Linked DNA regions of Homo sapiens: all the other regions are linked to region 2. Evidence: chromatin contacts called from ENCODE Hi-C or POLR2A ChIA-PET data. All regions are on one chromosome and are shown on one strand. Each heading gives the region's core, a stretch centred on a gene start or an enhancer-like site at or near the end of the contact. The rest is flanking DNA. Distances are from core to core; before and after follow the strand shown. Region 1 holds the start of AFMID (arylformamidase). Region 2 holds the start of SOCS3-DT (SOCS3 divergent transcript). Region 3 holds the start of BIRC5 (baculoviral IAP repeat containing 5).

The links. Hi-C counts contacts between places; a loop is a spot of excess contacts on that map. ChIA-PET counts read pairs that join two places held with the same protein, here RNA polymerase II (POLR2A). Pooled maps may share reads with other maps.
Region 1: a map of ascending aorta shows a loop between it and region 2 (2.3-fold over the local background). The contact joins the promoter of AFMID here to the promoter of SOCS3-DT in region 2. A Hi-C loop is called at or near these places in 3 of 168 maps with a recorded cell type or tissue (ascending aorta, esophagus muscularis mucosa and gastrocnemius medialis), 1 of 37 single-sample maps with no recorded cell type and 13 of 50 pooled maps. POLR2A ChIA-PET finds 5 or more read pairs at or near these places in 10 of 52 experiments (B cell, BJ, H1 and 5 more).
Region 3: a loop to region 2 is called in a pooled map, with 5 times the contacts of the local background. The contact joins the promoter of BIRC5 here to the promoter of SOCS3-DT in region 2. A Hi-C loop is called at or near these places in 1 of 168 maps with a recorded cell type or tissue (naive thymus-derived CD4-positive, alpha-beta T cell), 2 of 37 single-sample maps with no recorded cell type and 7 of 50 pooled maps. POLR2A ChIA-PET finds 5 or more read pairs at or near these places in 6 of 52 experiments (CD4-positive, alpha-beta T cell, H1, HEK293 and 3 more).

Annotation. Positions count from the first base shown.
Region 1 is chr17:78,184,300-78,188,731 of GRCh38, forward strand. It overlaps AFMID (arylformamidase), which reads left to right and starts at 3,063. Exons shown (of 11, transcript NM_001010982.5): 1 at 3,063-3,134. The coding sequence starts at 3,072. It overlaps TK1 (thymidine kinase 1), which reads right to left and starts at 2,753. Exons shown (of 7, transcript NM_003258.5): 1 at 2,630-2,753; 2 at 2,488-2,519; 3 at 756-866. The coding sequence starts at 2,695. RefSeq lists an enhancer at 1-867 and a silencer at 2,906-3,045.
Region 2 is chr17:78,357,611-78,361,697 of GRCh38, forward strand. SOCS3-DT (SOCS3 divergent transcript) reads left to right here and starts at 2,838. Exons shown (of 5, transcript NR_110847.1): 1 at 2,838-3,163. SOCS3 (suppressor of cytokine signaling 3) reads right to left here and starts at 2,467. Exons shown (of 2, transcript NM_003955.5): 1 at 2,140-2,467; 2 at 1-1,573. The coding sequence starts at 1,485. The coding sequence ends at 808. RefSeq lists silencers at 1,579-1,818, 2,229-2,508, 2,519-2,828, 2,889-3,088, 3,319-3,368 and an enhancer at 1,823-2,471.
Region 3 is chr17:78,211,405-78,215,559 of GRCh38, forward strand. BIRC5 (baculoviral IAP repeat containing 5) reads left to right here and starts at 2,849. Exons shown (of 4, transcript NM_001168.3): 1 at 2,849-3,023; 2 at 3,276-3,385. The coding sequence starts at 2,913. RefSeq lists a silencer at 494-697 and an enhancer at 2,594-3,495.

The DNA.
Region 1 (4,432 bases), core at 1,813-4,312, 170 kb before region 2:
TCTCGGATACAGCTCCCAGCCAGGGCTCTGAGGCTGAAGCCCTATAATGTGTGGCACAGCATGGCTTTGCCACTGGGTGCCCAGGTGGACAAGTCCAGAGGACCAAGCAAAGCGTCTCAGGCTCAGAAACATCAGGCCCACATCTGCTGCCAAGGAAGTGAATTTAACTCCCAAACTGAGGTTGCAGGCGGAAATGTCCAGCGAGCTCAAACAGCTACACATAAAACAGGGAAGCGTGAAGGCTGCCAGGTGACGGGGGAGCCAGCCAACAACGGACAACTAAAAAATTAAACAAAAATCAACGTGCAGGCCAAACCAAACCAGTCTGCAGCCTGTGTGAAGCTGAAACCCTACGGCAGAGTTTCTGAACACTGGCAGGCTCCTGACATTTGGGGCCAGCTCGTTCTTGCATGGGGGCCGTCCTCTGCACCATAGGACCCTTAGCAGCAGTGTCCCTGATTTCTACACATTAAAGCCCAAAAGCATCCCCTCCCCCCTCCAGTTGCAACAACTAGAAATGTCTTCAAACATTGTCAAATGGACCCTGGCGGCAAAATCACCCTCAGTGGAGAACCACTGGCTCCAGCCCAGGGAGTGGAGAGTGTGCGCTACCTTGCCAAGCACCTTGGAAAGTGTGCTGATTTGAATCATTCAATGTTCAAATGATTAACCATCCCCATTAAAGAGAGTCCTAACAGTGTGTCCTGTGCCTTGTGATTTTCCACTGGACAGGACTGCAGGGGGCAGGGACTGACCGGTCATGTGTGCAGAAGCTGCTGCTGTAGCGAGTGTCTTTGGCATACTTGATCACCAGGCACTTGTACTGAGCAATCTGGAAGCGACGGACGCGTCTCATCAACTCTGTGCTGCAAGAGGAGAGAGGGTCAGGTGAGGTCCACGGCGGGAGGAGTGGGAGAAGGAGACCCCTCCCCAACAAGCCTGGCTCCTCATTGTCCCTAGTGGTATGCAGACTGAGCCCACCACAGCCAGAAAAGAGCAGGGCAGAGCAGGCAGGGTATAATATCCCTACAAAGAGGGTTGGAAGTCAGAATTCTCTATGGGGAAGAGGTCCAGGAATGGTACTCAGGTGGTCCCAGGAAGTGTGGGAGGAGTAACCTTCTCCAAGATGTAGTGGGGAAGGCAGAAGCAAAGGCTACATGTAGAGGGAACCTGCGACTGCATTCCAAAGTAACCTCATCCCAGAGTTGTTCCCAGAGTTCAGAGTTTTTCTTTCTTTCTTTTTGGGGTGGAGTCTCGCTCTGTTGCCTAGGTTAGAGTGCAGTGGAGCGATCTCAGCTCACTGCAACCCCTGCCTTCCGGGTTCAAGAGATTCTCCTGCCTCAACCTCCCGAGTAGCTGGGATTACAGGAGGCTGCCACCATGCCCAGATAATTTTTGGTTTTTTTTTTCAGTAGAGATGGGGTTTTACCACGTTGACCAGGGTGGTCTCAAACTCCTAACCTCAAGTGATCAACGCACCTCAGCCTTCCAAAGCGCTGGGATTAAAGGCGTGGGCCACCACACCTGGCATACAGCTTTTCTAAATTAATTTCAGAAAGTCTTTGTGTGCAGCGTCAAAAGCACTTGCTTCTGGGTCCAAGAAGTCCAACTCTGAGCCACATCTTCCTGAGCAAGGGGTTTGAGCTGAAGTGATCCCCAGGGCCATAAAAGAATGTTGGGGCAGGGCATGGTGGCTAACATCTGTAATCCCAGCACTTTGGGATGCTGAAGTAGGAGGATTGCTTGAGACCAGGAGTTCAAGACCAGCTTGGGCAACATAGCAAGACCCCAGCTCTATAAAAATAAAATAAAATTAGCTGGGTGGAGGCGGGGGGGTGCACGCCTGTAGTCCCAGCTACTTGGGAGGCTGAGGTGAGAGAATTGCTTGAGCCCAGGAGTTTGAGACCAGCCTGGGCAACATAGCAAGATCCTACCTCTAGAAGAACAAAAACAAAACAAAAAGAATGGTGCGTGGGTAGTTTACTCAAGAAACTCACTAGCCCCACCCGGGTCAGGGAATGGTTCTATCACCTCAGGAGAGCAGAGGCTCCACGGCTTCAGACTCCTTGGTTTAGAAAGCGACTACGTTTCCTTGGCCTTAGAAGGAAACAGCCACATTGAATAGGGGTGTACAAAAAGGCCTGGCCTACAGGGGACACAACTGGTTGCCACCTTCTCAGAGGACTTGGTGGGGAAGACAGCTAAGCTGTAAGCAGCTGTCACCAGCTCCAGGAGGGAGTGGCGTCCACACAGGACGAGGGGCTTGGCCTGGGCAGAAGAGGGCAGAGACTTCCTCCTGGACTGAATTCAAGGGAGGAGCACCCCAGGCGGGAGCTGTAGGAGGCTGTGCTGGTCCTTCTAGGGGAAGGGAAGGGGAGGGAAGGGAAGGGGAGGGGAGGGGAGGGGAGGGAAGGGGAGGGGAGGGACGGGACAAGGGGTCCCCGGAGAAGAGGAAGGAGCTCCACCCCAGCCCCGCGAAGCCATTACCTTTTTCCTGAGAACATCGGCCCGAGAATCACCTAGGAGAGAAGGTGAGGTCATTTGAGGGCCCGCCCTGCGCGGATGCCTGGACACAGGCTATCACCACGACCACCTCATCCCCAGCCACGCGCAGGGCTGGCCCCCGCACCTGGATCTGCCCCCGGGTCTTGCTGGGGGAGCCAGGCAGCACAGTGGGCAGGTTAATGCAGCTCATTGCGCCTCCGGGAAGTTCACGAACCCGAGTACTCTCCAAGGCCGTCCCGCAGTAAGCCCCTGGTTCCCGCGCCGACCGCTTTAAACCACGGCGTGCTGGCCAATCACGAGCCGGCCCCGCCGCCATGGGGCCAATCAGCGCCCGGCCGCTGACCTGGCGGGAGATTTGGCCGCAGCCCGCCCCCTCGTGGGAGGAATCCGGGACGTGCGCCCAGGGACTGGGAGGGCCTGGAAATCAGGGCGATGGACGTGGCTGATCGGGGTGGGGCCTGGTCTGAGCCCCGCCTCGGTCCGCCCACCAAGTTTAAAGGGGCGGAGCGAGGCGGGGCTCTGGCCATATAAACAGAGGGACGCACGCCCATGCGGCTGTAGACGCCATGATGGATGTGTCTGGTGTGGGTTTCCCAAGCAAGGTTCCTTGGAAGAAGATGTCTGCAGAGGTAGGTGGATTGCAGGGAGGGACTAAGGGGCTGGGGCGGAGTTAGCTCATTTATTAGATTGGAATTCCAAGAAGGAAGCTTAGAAGCCGTCTAGAGCACTCCTGTGGGCATGCAGAGCGCCTAGTGCGTGCCAGGTCCCCAGTGCTTGAGCACCATGGTGTATTTTACCTTCTCCTAAGGATTTTTGTTAACCTGGTTTTCAGGATAAAGAAAATTGAAGTCCTGACTATGCTAATAATATCCGTAGACCCTGCCAGGCGTGGCGGCTCACACCTGTAATCCTAGCACTTTTGGCGGATCACGAGGTCAGGAGTTCGAGACCAGCCTGGCCAACATGGTGAAACCCCGTTTCTACTAAAAATACAAAAATTAGCCGGGCGTGGTGATGTACCTCTGTAATCCCAGCTACTGGGGAGGCTGAGACAGGAGAATCGCTTGAACCCAGGAGGTGGAGGTTGCAGTGAGCCGAGATCATGCCATTTGTACTCCAGCCTGGAAGGCTGGGCGATAGACCAAGACTTAGTCTCAAAAAAAAAAAAAAAAAAAAAAAAAAAAATCCATAGACCCGCAGGAGGTTAGGGGACAAAGTTCTGGACCTTGATCTGAGGTTACACAATGTTTTTGGGTCTGTGCTTATGTGGCACAGGCTGAAGGATTCAGAACAGCTGGTATTTACATTGGGGTTGTGAAGGTTAGAAACATACAGGCCGGGTGCGGTGGCTCAAAAAAAAAAAGAAAGAAAGAAAAGAAACCCATTGTATAATCATGATCATAAATAATAGCAACAAAGATGGTGGTAGTGATCACAGAGTGTGCCAGGTGTGGCTGTAAGGATCCTACAGGTAATAACCTTTCCAGGTACAGATTGGACAGATCCAAGGACCTCTGACAAAGAGCTCCTTCACTGGGAGGAAGAAGCAACCCACACTGACTGGCTTGCTTTATTTTACTCGCATGCTTTATCTCTTTTAACCTTGTGATTTGGATACATGCCTTCTTTTTTTGAGACACAGTCTCGCTCAGTCACCCAGGCTGGAGTGCAGTGGCATGATCTCGGCTCACTGCAACCTCTACCTCCCGGGTTCAAGTGATTCTCCTGCCTCAGCCTCCCGAGTGGCTGGGATTACAGGCACACTGTAGCTGGTACTACATGCCTGGCTAATTTTTTTTTTTTTTCTTTTGAGACAGAGTCTCGCTCTATCGCCCAGGCTGGAGTGCAGTGGCGCGATCTGGGCTCACTGCAACCTCTTCTTCCAGGGTTCACGCCATTCTCCGGCCTCAGCCTCCTGAGTAGCTGG
Region 2 (4,087 bases), core at 1,588-4,087:
GGTGAAAGATGTCCCGTCTCCTCCATCCTCCCGCTCCATCCACCCAGGTACAGGAAGGTATAGTATGAGTAGGAAAAGGAGACCAGCTGACCAGCCCATCCATCCCCTCCAAATGTTGCTTCCCCCTTAAAACGGAGGAAGGGCCCTGGGCTCTCAGGCACCAGGTAGACTTTGGAACCTGTGTTTTCGGTGACTGTCCCGGAGGAGAGGATGTGGGGTACCAGGATGGTTCCCTTCAGGTCACCCCAAGCCCTTCTCCCCGGAGCCAGGGAGAGGAGCATGTCACCAGGATCCTCGCCTGGGGTGGGCGGGGGGTGTGACCATTTCCTTCGCCAGCCCGCAGCCCTGGGGCCCTCAGGACCTCTCTCTCTTCCACCTTTCCCAGGCTCCACAACCAGCTCAGGTTTAAACCAAATCAAAGAGCAAACAAGTTCCGTTGGAAAGTTTGAAGATTCCCTGGCAGTTCTCATTAGTTCAGCATTCCCGAAGTGTCCCCTGTTTGGAGGCAGAGGGGAAGCTGAGGAATTGAAGGAGAATCCACTTGTGGTTGCTATCGTCCCACCAGGACAGCTGGCTCCTCCGGAGAAGCTGGAGACTCAGGTGGTACTCCCCCTTCCCTCCAACACATTCCAGGTCCGCCTGCCACATTCTGCAGGGAGAGGGCAGAGGGAGGGGCCTGTCCGCCCTCTTTCCCCCCAGAGCTACAGGACTCTCTCCTGGTTGGCTTCTTGTGCTTGTGCCATGTGCCACGGAGGAGAGGGGCCTGCGTCCCCTCTCCCGACCCATGCCCTTTGCGCCCTTTACCCCTTAAAGCGGGGCATCGTACTGGTCCAGGAACTCCCGAATGGGCCCCGGCAGCTGGGTGACTTTCTCATAGGAGTCCAGGTGGCCGTTGACGGTCTTCCGACAGAGATGCTGAAGAGTGGCCACGTTGGAGGAGAGGGGCCGGCTCAACACCAGGGGGATCTTCTCGCCCCCGGAGTAGATGTAATAGGCTCTTCTGGGGGGACTCCCAGGGAGTGGCTGGGCAGACGGCTGCTCGGGCACCTCGGAGGAGGGTTCAGTAGGTGGCGAGGGGAAGGAGGGGGCTCCAGGGGGCGGCATGTAGTGGTGCACCAGCTTGAGCACGCAGTCGAAGCGGGGCACGGGCTGCGTGCTCCGGGGATCGCTCTGCAGAGAGAAGCTGCCCCCCTCACACTGGATGCGCAGGTTCTTGGTCCCAGACTGGGTCTTGACGCTGAGCGTGAAGAAGTGGCGCTGGTCCGAGCTGTCGCGGATCAGAAAGGTGCCGGCGGGCTCGGCACTGAGCAGCAGGTTCGCCTCGCCGCCGGTCACTGCGCTCCAGTAGAAGCCGCTCTCCTGCAGCTTGCGCACTGCGTTCACCACCAGCTGGTACTCGCTCTTGGAGCTGAAGGTCTTGAGGCGCAGGCTGGTGTCCAGGGGGCGGCTCATCCCGGCGGCGGGAAACTTGCTGTGGGTGACCATGGCGCACGGAGCCAGCGTGGATCTGCGCGGCGGCGGCTGCAGCTGCTTCGCGGCCTCCGCACAGCGGCCGCTACCGCATCCCGGGGGGCTGCGGAGAGGAAGGCGCGAGCGCGTTGAGTGCCCGGAACCCTCCAGCGCGCCCGGCCCGCCCCGGCTCCCCTGCCTTCGCCGAGCGACTGGGGCACCCACTGCCCCGGGGGCCCTCTCCTGGGCCCGCGCTCCGATCCAGGCGCCTCACGGAGCCCGCACGGCTCCCGCCCCTGCCGGCAGGGTGGCCCCGGGCAGCCCCTTCCCAGGCGCGCACTGCAAGGGCGCAGCGTGGGAAACTCGCGCGCGGAAGTTAGGTCTCCAGGAGTGTGGCCGGGTGGGGAGCAGGAGAAGGGCCCCCGGGACTGCCTGGGCGCCGCTCAGTCCAGTAGCCCCGGGCGGTGTGGACGGAGGGAGAAACCCGAGGCACGGGGGTAGGGAGGGGACAGGAGAAGCCCGAAGGCCCCAGCCGGAGTATTCCGGGAACCTGGGATCTCCGGCTTCCATCCGCTCTGCCCCTACCTCGTCACCTCCCTGCCGGGAATGACCCGGGAAGGGGAGGGGAAACCGGGAAAAGCTCCCGGGACTGAGCGAGACCCCTCCCCACGCCGCGCTCCTCCTTCCTACCTGGTCCCGAATCGAAGTCTCCGTCCTTGGGGCTGAGCCCCCTCGGGTCCCCAAGGCGACGCGGCGGCGAGACGGCCAGCGGTGGCCCGCGCTGCGCCCAGATGTTGGCGGCCGTGAAGTCCACAAAGGAGCCTTCGCGCGCGCGTCCCTCGAGCTTCCCCTGGGCGCCCGCCCTGCCCCCTGCGCACCCCCGGACCAACCGGGAGGGGACCAGGAGAGGGACCGCGGCAAGGGGCCGCGGCGGGAGCTGGGCCGGGCGGGCGGCTGGCGGCTGGCTGCGTGCGGGGCCGAAGCGGCAGCAGCGGAGCAGGGAGTCCAAGTCGGAGCCGCCGCGGAGGCCGCGCTCGCGGGTATATAGGCGGCCGCCGCGCCCCGCCCCCCGATTCCTGGAACTGCGCGGCCGGCCTTCTTGTAATGTTTAGTCACTACTCGCAGCAGAGAAAGGCTGAGCGCGGAGGGTGAGGGAGGGGCCGCGGGCGCCGAGGGCGGGCCGCGAGCAGGGGCAGGGACCGGGAGGGACGCGCGCGGAGACAAAGCGCGACGAGAGGCGGCCGAGGCGGCCGGTGGGCGCGGCGCCAGCCCCGGCGGCGCGTTCCTGGCAGCGGCCCCTCCCCGCCGCGCGCTCCGCCCCCAACTTCTCATTCACACTTTCCCCCCACCCCCCTCCCTTCTAAGAAGGCTGATTTCTGGCAGAGGCGGGGGCGCCGCTTCGGGAGAGCGGGCAGTTCTAGGAGGCCGACCTGGAGAGCCTCCCGGTTCCCCTTCCCCTTTTCCCGGACCCCGCGGGGACACCCCCTCGCCGCCACCCGGGCCTCCCCGAGGGCCCAACTGCGGGTCAGGCGGCCCGGGCCAGCCGAAAGGGAAGTGGGGCTACCCCACAGCCAGGCAGCGGGGCTGGGGTCAGACCCGGGAGCCGGAGGTTGGAGACGTGCGACAGTCACCTGCGGGCAGATTCCAGAGGGGAGACCCAGGGCTGCAGGGGACGCCCCTTCGTGGCAGCTACCCAGCCTCGGCCCACTGCCAGGTTCTTTGCCAACCCTGACGCGAGTGTGGAGCCCCCCTCCCCTCCCCTATGAAAACGCTTTCATGCACTGGGGTCTGCAAACCTGGTTGGTCCGGTGTGGGTTGGGCCAGGTGCTCTCGGCCGGGCTGGAGAGCTCGAGGTGGAACGATGGCCCCAACCTACGGCCCGCGTCCGCCAGAGGGCGCCCTGGGGTCTCCTAGGGGAGGGCAGTTTGGTGCTGCGCGGCCCAGGCCTTGGAATAGGCACGCCAGGGATCTGCGGGAATGGCTGTCTCCGGAGCTGGAAAGGTGGCCGAGAAGGGGGCATTCACACCCCAGGCTGGGGTCAGACCTGGGAATAAAATTCTAGCAGGAGAGAATTTCCGGAAAGCAGTTTTCCGGGGTTCAGGCTACTGCCAGATGGCCCACACCCCCTGGAATGTGACCCCCTGCCTCTCTTGGGGTGGGGGAGGACTTGATCACTGGCGGGGAGGGGGTAGAGGGGAGGAGAGGAAGTGATTGAGGTGAAAGATTGGTTTGCTGCTGGTCACGTTGGCACTGACGTAGATAGTTTGGGCTTGGAGACCCGGGGCCAGCCTTATGAAGGATGGCAAGTTTTGTCATCTTGTCCCCAAATGGGCTGTGTGGTGCTGGGGACACCCGAGAGCTGCCTCAGTGGCATTTAGATTTTCACCTCTCGGGATGCAGACGCTGTGGGCCTGGGGCCCTGCGCTCTTCCTAGATACCAGGATAATGAGGTGCTGAAAGGGAAGGAAGAGACTGCCGCCAGGGACAGGGAGCTTGGGATGCCAGAACCCAGAACTGGCCCTTTTGCCGGCCCTGGAATTGATAGGTGCGCACTGCCTTTGCCACTGTATCCTCAGTCCGTGCCATCACCTCTCCCCAGCATGTGCTGGGGACTCAGTGAGATTTGGACAAGACACAC
Region 3 (4,155 bases), core at 1,599-4,098, 150 kb before region 2:
GCTGCAGATGGCCCCCTTCCCAGAGACAGGGGAGGATCCTCCACCCACTCCCCAGCCTCCAGGACCATCCTGACTCCTGCCTTCAGGCACTCAAGTTATGCGTCTAGACATGCGGATATATTCAAGCTGGGCACAGCACAGCAGCCCCACCCCAGGCAGCTTGAAATCAGAGCTGGGGTCCAAAGGGACCACACCCCGAGGGACTGTGTGGGGGTCGGGGCACACAGGCCACTGCTTCCCCCCGTCTTTCTCAGCCATTCCTGAAGTCAGCCTCACTCTGCTTCTCAGGGATTTCAAATGTGCAGAGACTCTGGCACTTTTGTAGAAGCCCCTTCTGGTCCTAACTTACACCTGGATGCTGTGGGGCTGCAGCTGCTGCTCGGGCTCGGGAGGATGCTGGGGGCCCGGTGCCCATGAGCTTTTGAAGCTCCTGGAACTCGGTTTTGAGGGTGTTCAGGTCCAGGTGGACACCTGGGCTGTCCTTGTCCATGCATTTGATGACATTGTGTGCAGAAGTGAAAAGGAGTTAGGCCGGGCATGCTGGCTTATGCCTGTAATCCCAGCACTTTGGGAGGCTGAGGCGGGTGGATCACGAGGTCAGGAGTTCAATACCAGCCTGGCCAAGATGGTGAAACCCCGTCTCTACTAAAAATACAAAAAAATTAGCCGGGCATGGTGGCGGGCGCATGTAATCCCAGCTACTGGGGGGGCTGAGGCAGAGAATTGCTGGAACCCAGGAGATGGAGGTTGCAGTGAGCCAAGATTGTGCCACTGCACTGCACTCCAGCCTGGCGACAGAGCAAGACTCTGTCTCAAAAAAAAAAAAAAAAAGTGAAAAGGAGTTGTTCCTTTCCTCCCTCCTGAGGGCAGGCAACTGCTGCGGTTGCCAGTGGAGGTGGTGCGTCCTTGGTCTGTGCCTGGGGGCCACCCCAGCAGAGGCCATGGTGGTGCCAGGGCCCGGTTAGCGAGCCAATCAGCAGGACCCAGGGGCGACCTGCCAAAGTCAACTGGATTTGATAACTGCAGCGAAGTTAAGTTTCCTGATTTTGATGATTGTGTTGTGGTTGTGTAAGAGAATGAAGTATTTCGGGGTAGTATGGTAATGCCTTCAACTTACAAACGGTTCAGGTAAACCACCCATATACATACATATACATGCATGTGATATATACACATACAGGGATGTGTGTGTGTTCACATATATGAGGGGAGAGAGACTAGGGGAGAGAAAGTAGGTTGGGGAGAGGGAGAGAGAAAGGAAAACAGGAGACAGAGAGAGAGCGGGGAGTAGAGAGAGGGAAGGGGTAAGAGAGGGAGAGGAGGAGAGAAAGGGAGGAAGAAGCAGAGAGTGAATGTTAAAGGAAACAGGCAAAACATAAACAGAAAATCTGGGTGAAGGGTATATGAGTATTCTTTGTACTATTCTTGCAATTATCTTTTATTTAAATTGACATCGGGCCGGGCGCAGTGGCTCACATCTGTAATCCCAGCACTTTGGGAGGCCGAGGCAGGCAGATCACTTGAGGTCAGGAGTTTGAGACCAGCCTGGCAAACATGGTGAAACCCCATCTCTACTAAAAATACAAAAATTAGCCTGGTGTGGTGGTGCATGCCTTTAATCTCAGCTACTCGGGAGGCTGAGGCAGGAGAATCGCTTGAACCCGTGGCGGGGAGGAGGTTGCAGTGAGCTGAGATCATGCCACTGCACTCCAGCCTGGGCGATAGAGCGAGACTCAGTTTCAAATAAATAAATAAACATCAAAATAAAAAGTTACTGTATTAAAGAATGGGGGCGGGGTGGGAGGGGTGGGGAGAGGTTGCAAAAATAAATAAATAAATAAATAAACCCCAAAATGAAAAAGACAGTGGAGGCACCAGGCCTGCGTGGGGCTGGAGGGCTAATAAGGCCAGGCCTCTTATCTCTGGCCATAGAACCAGAGAAGTGAGTGGATGTGATGCCCAGCTCCAGAAGTGACTCCAGAACACCCTGTTCCAAAGCAGAGGACACACTGATTTTTTTTTTAATAGGCTGCAGGACTTACTGTTGGTGGGACGCCCTGCTTTGCGAAGGGAAAGGAGGAGTTTGCCCTGAGCACAGGCCCCCACCCTCCACTGGGCTTTCCCCAGCTCCCTTGTCTTCTTATCACGGTAGTGGCCCAGTCCCTGGCCCCTGACTCCAGAAGGTGGCCCTCCTGGAAACCCAGGTCGTGCAGTCAACGATGTACTCGCCGGGACAGCGATGTCTGCTGCACTCCATCCCTCCCCTGTTCATTTGTCCTTCATGCCCGTCTGGAGTAGATGCTTTTTGCAGAGGTGGCACCCTGTAAAGCTCTCCTGTCTGACTTTTTTTTTTTTTTTAGACTGAGTTTTGCTCTTGTTGCCTAGGCTGGAGTGCAATGGCACAATCTCAGCTCACTGCACCCTCTGCCTCCCGGGTTCAAGCGATTCTCCTGCCTCAGCCTCCCGAGTAGTTGGGATTACAGGCATGCACCACCACGCCCAGCTAATTTTTGTATTTTTAGTAGAGACAAGGTTTCACCGTGATGGCCAGGCTGGTCTTGAACTCCAGGACTCAAGTGATGCTCCTGCCTAGGCCTCTCAAAGTGTTGGGATTACAGGCGTGAGCCACTGCACCCGGCCTGCACGCGTTCTTTGAAAGCAGTCGAGGGGGCGCTAGGTGTGGGCAGGGACGAGCTGGCGCGGCGTCGCTGGGTGCACCGCGACCACGGGCAGAGCCACGCGGCGGGAGGACTACAACTCCCGGCACACCCCGCGCCGCCCCGCCTCTACTCCCAGAAGGCCGCGGGGGGTGGACCGCCTAAGAGGGCGTGCGCTCCCGACATGCCCCGCGGCGCGCCATTAACCGCCAGATTTGAATCGCGGGACCCGTTGGCAGAGGTGGCGGCGGCGGCATGGGTGCCCCGACGTTGCCCCCTGCCTGGCAGCCCTTTCTCAAGGACCACCGCATCTCTACATTCAAGAACTGGCCCTTCTTGGAGGGCTGCGCCTGCACCCCGGAGCGGGTGAGACTGCCCGGCCTCCTGGGGTCCCCCACGCCCGCCTTGCCCTGTCCCTAGCGAGGCCACTGTGACTGGGCCTCGGGGGTACAAGCCGCCCTCCCCTCCCCGTCCTGTCCCCAGCGAGGCCACTGTGGCTGGGCCCCTTGGGTCCAGGCCGGCCTCCCCTCCCTGCTTTGTCCCCATCGAGGCCTTTGTGGCTGGGCCTCGGGGTTCCGGGCTGCCACGTCCACTCACGAGCTGTGCTGTCCCTTGCAGATGGCCGAGGCTGGCTTCATCCACTGCCCCACTGAGAACGAGCCAGACTTGGCCCAGTGTTTCTTCTGCTTCAAGGAGCTGGAAGGCTGGGAGCCAGATGACGACCCCATGTAAGTCTTCTCTGGCCAGCCTCGATGGGCTTTGTTTTGAACTGAGTTGTCAAAAGATTTGAGTTGCAAAGACACTTAGTATGGGAGGGTTGCTTTCCACCCTCATTGCTTCTTAAACAGCTGTTGTGAACGGATACCTCTCTATATGCTGGTGCCTTGGTGATGCTTACAACCTAATTAAATCTCATTTGACCAAAATGCCTTGGGGTGGACGTAAGATGCCTGATGCCTTTCATGTTCAACAGAATACATCAGCAGACCCTGTTGTTGTGAACTCCCAGGAACGTCCAAGTGCTTTTTTTGAGATTTTTTAAAAAACAGTTTAATTGAAATATAACCTACACAGCACAAAAATTACCCTTTGAAAGTGTGCACTTCACACTTTCGGAGGCTGAGGCGGGCGGATCACCTGAGGTCAGGAGTTCAAGACCTGCCTGGCCAACTTGGCGAAACCCCGTCTCTACTAAAAATACAAAAATTAGCCGGGCATGGTAGCGCACGCCCGTAATCCCAGCTACTCGGGAGGCTAAGGCAGGAGAATCGCTTGAACCTGGGAGGCGGAGGTTGCAGTGAGCCGAGATTGTGCCAATGCACTCCAGCCTCGGCGACAGAGCGAGACTCCGTCATAAAAATAAAAAATTGAAAAAAAAAAAAGAAAGAAAGCATATACTTCAGTGTTGTTCTGGATTTTTTTCTTCAAGATGCCTAGTTAATGACAATGAAATTCTGTACTCGGATGGTATCTGTCTTTCCACACTGTAATGCCATAT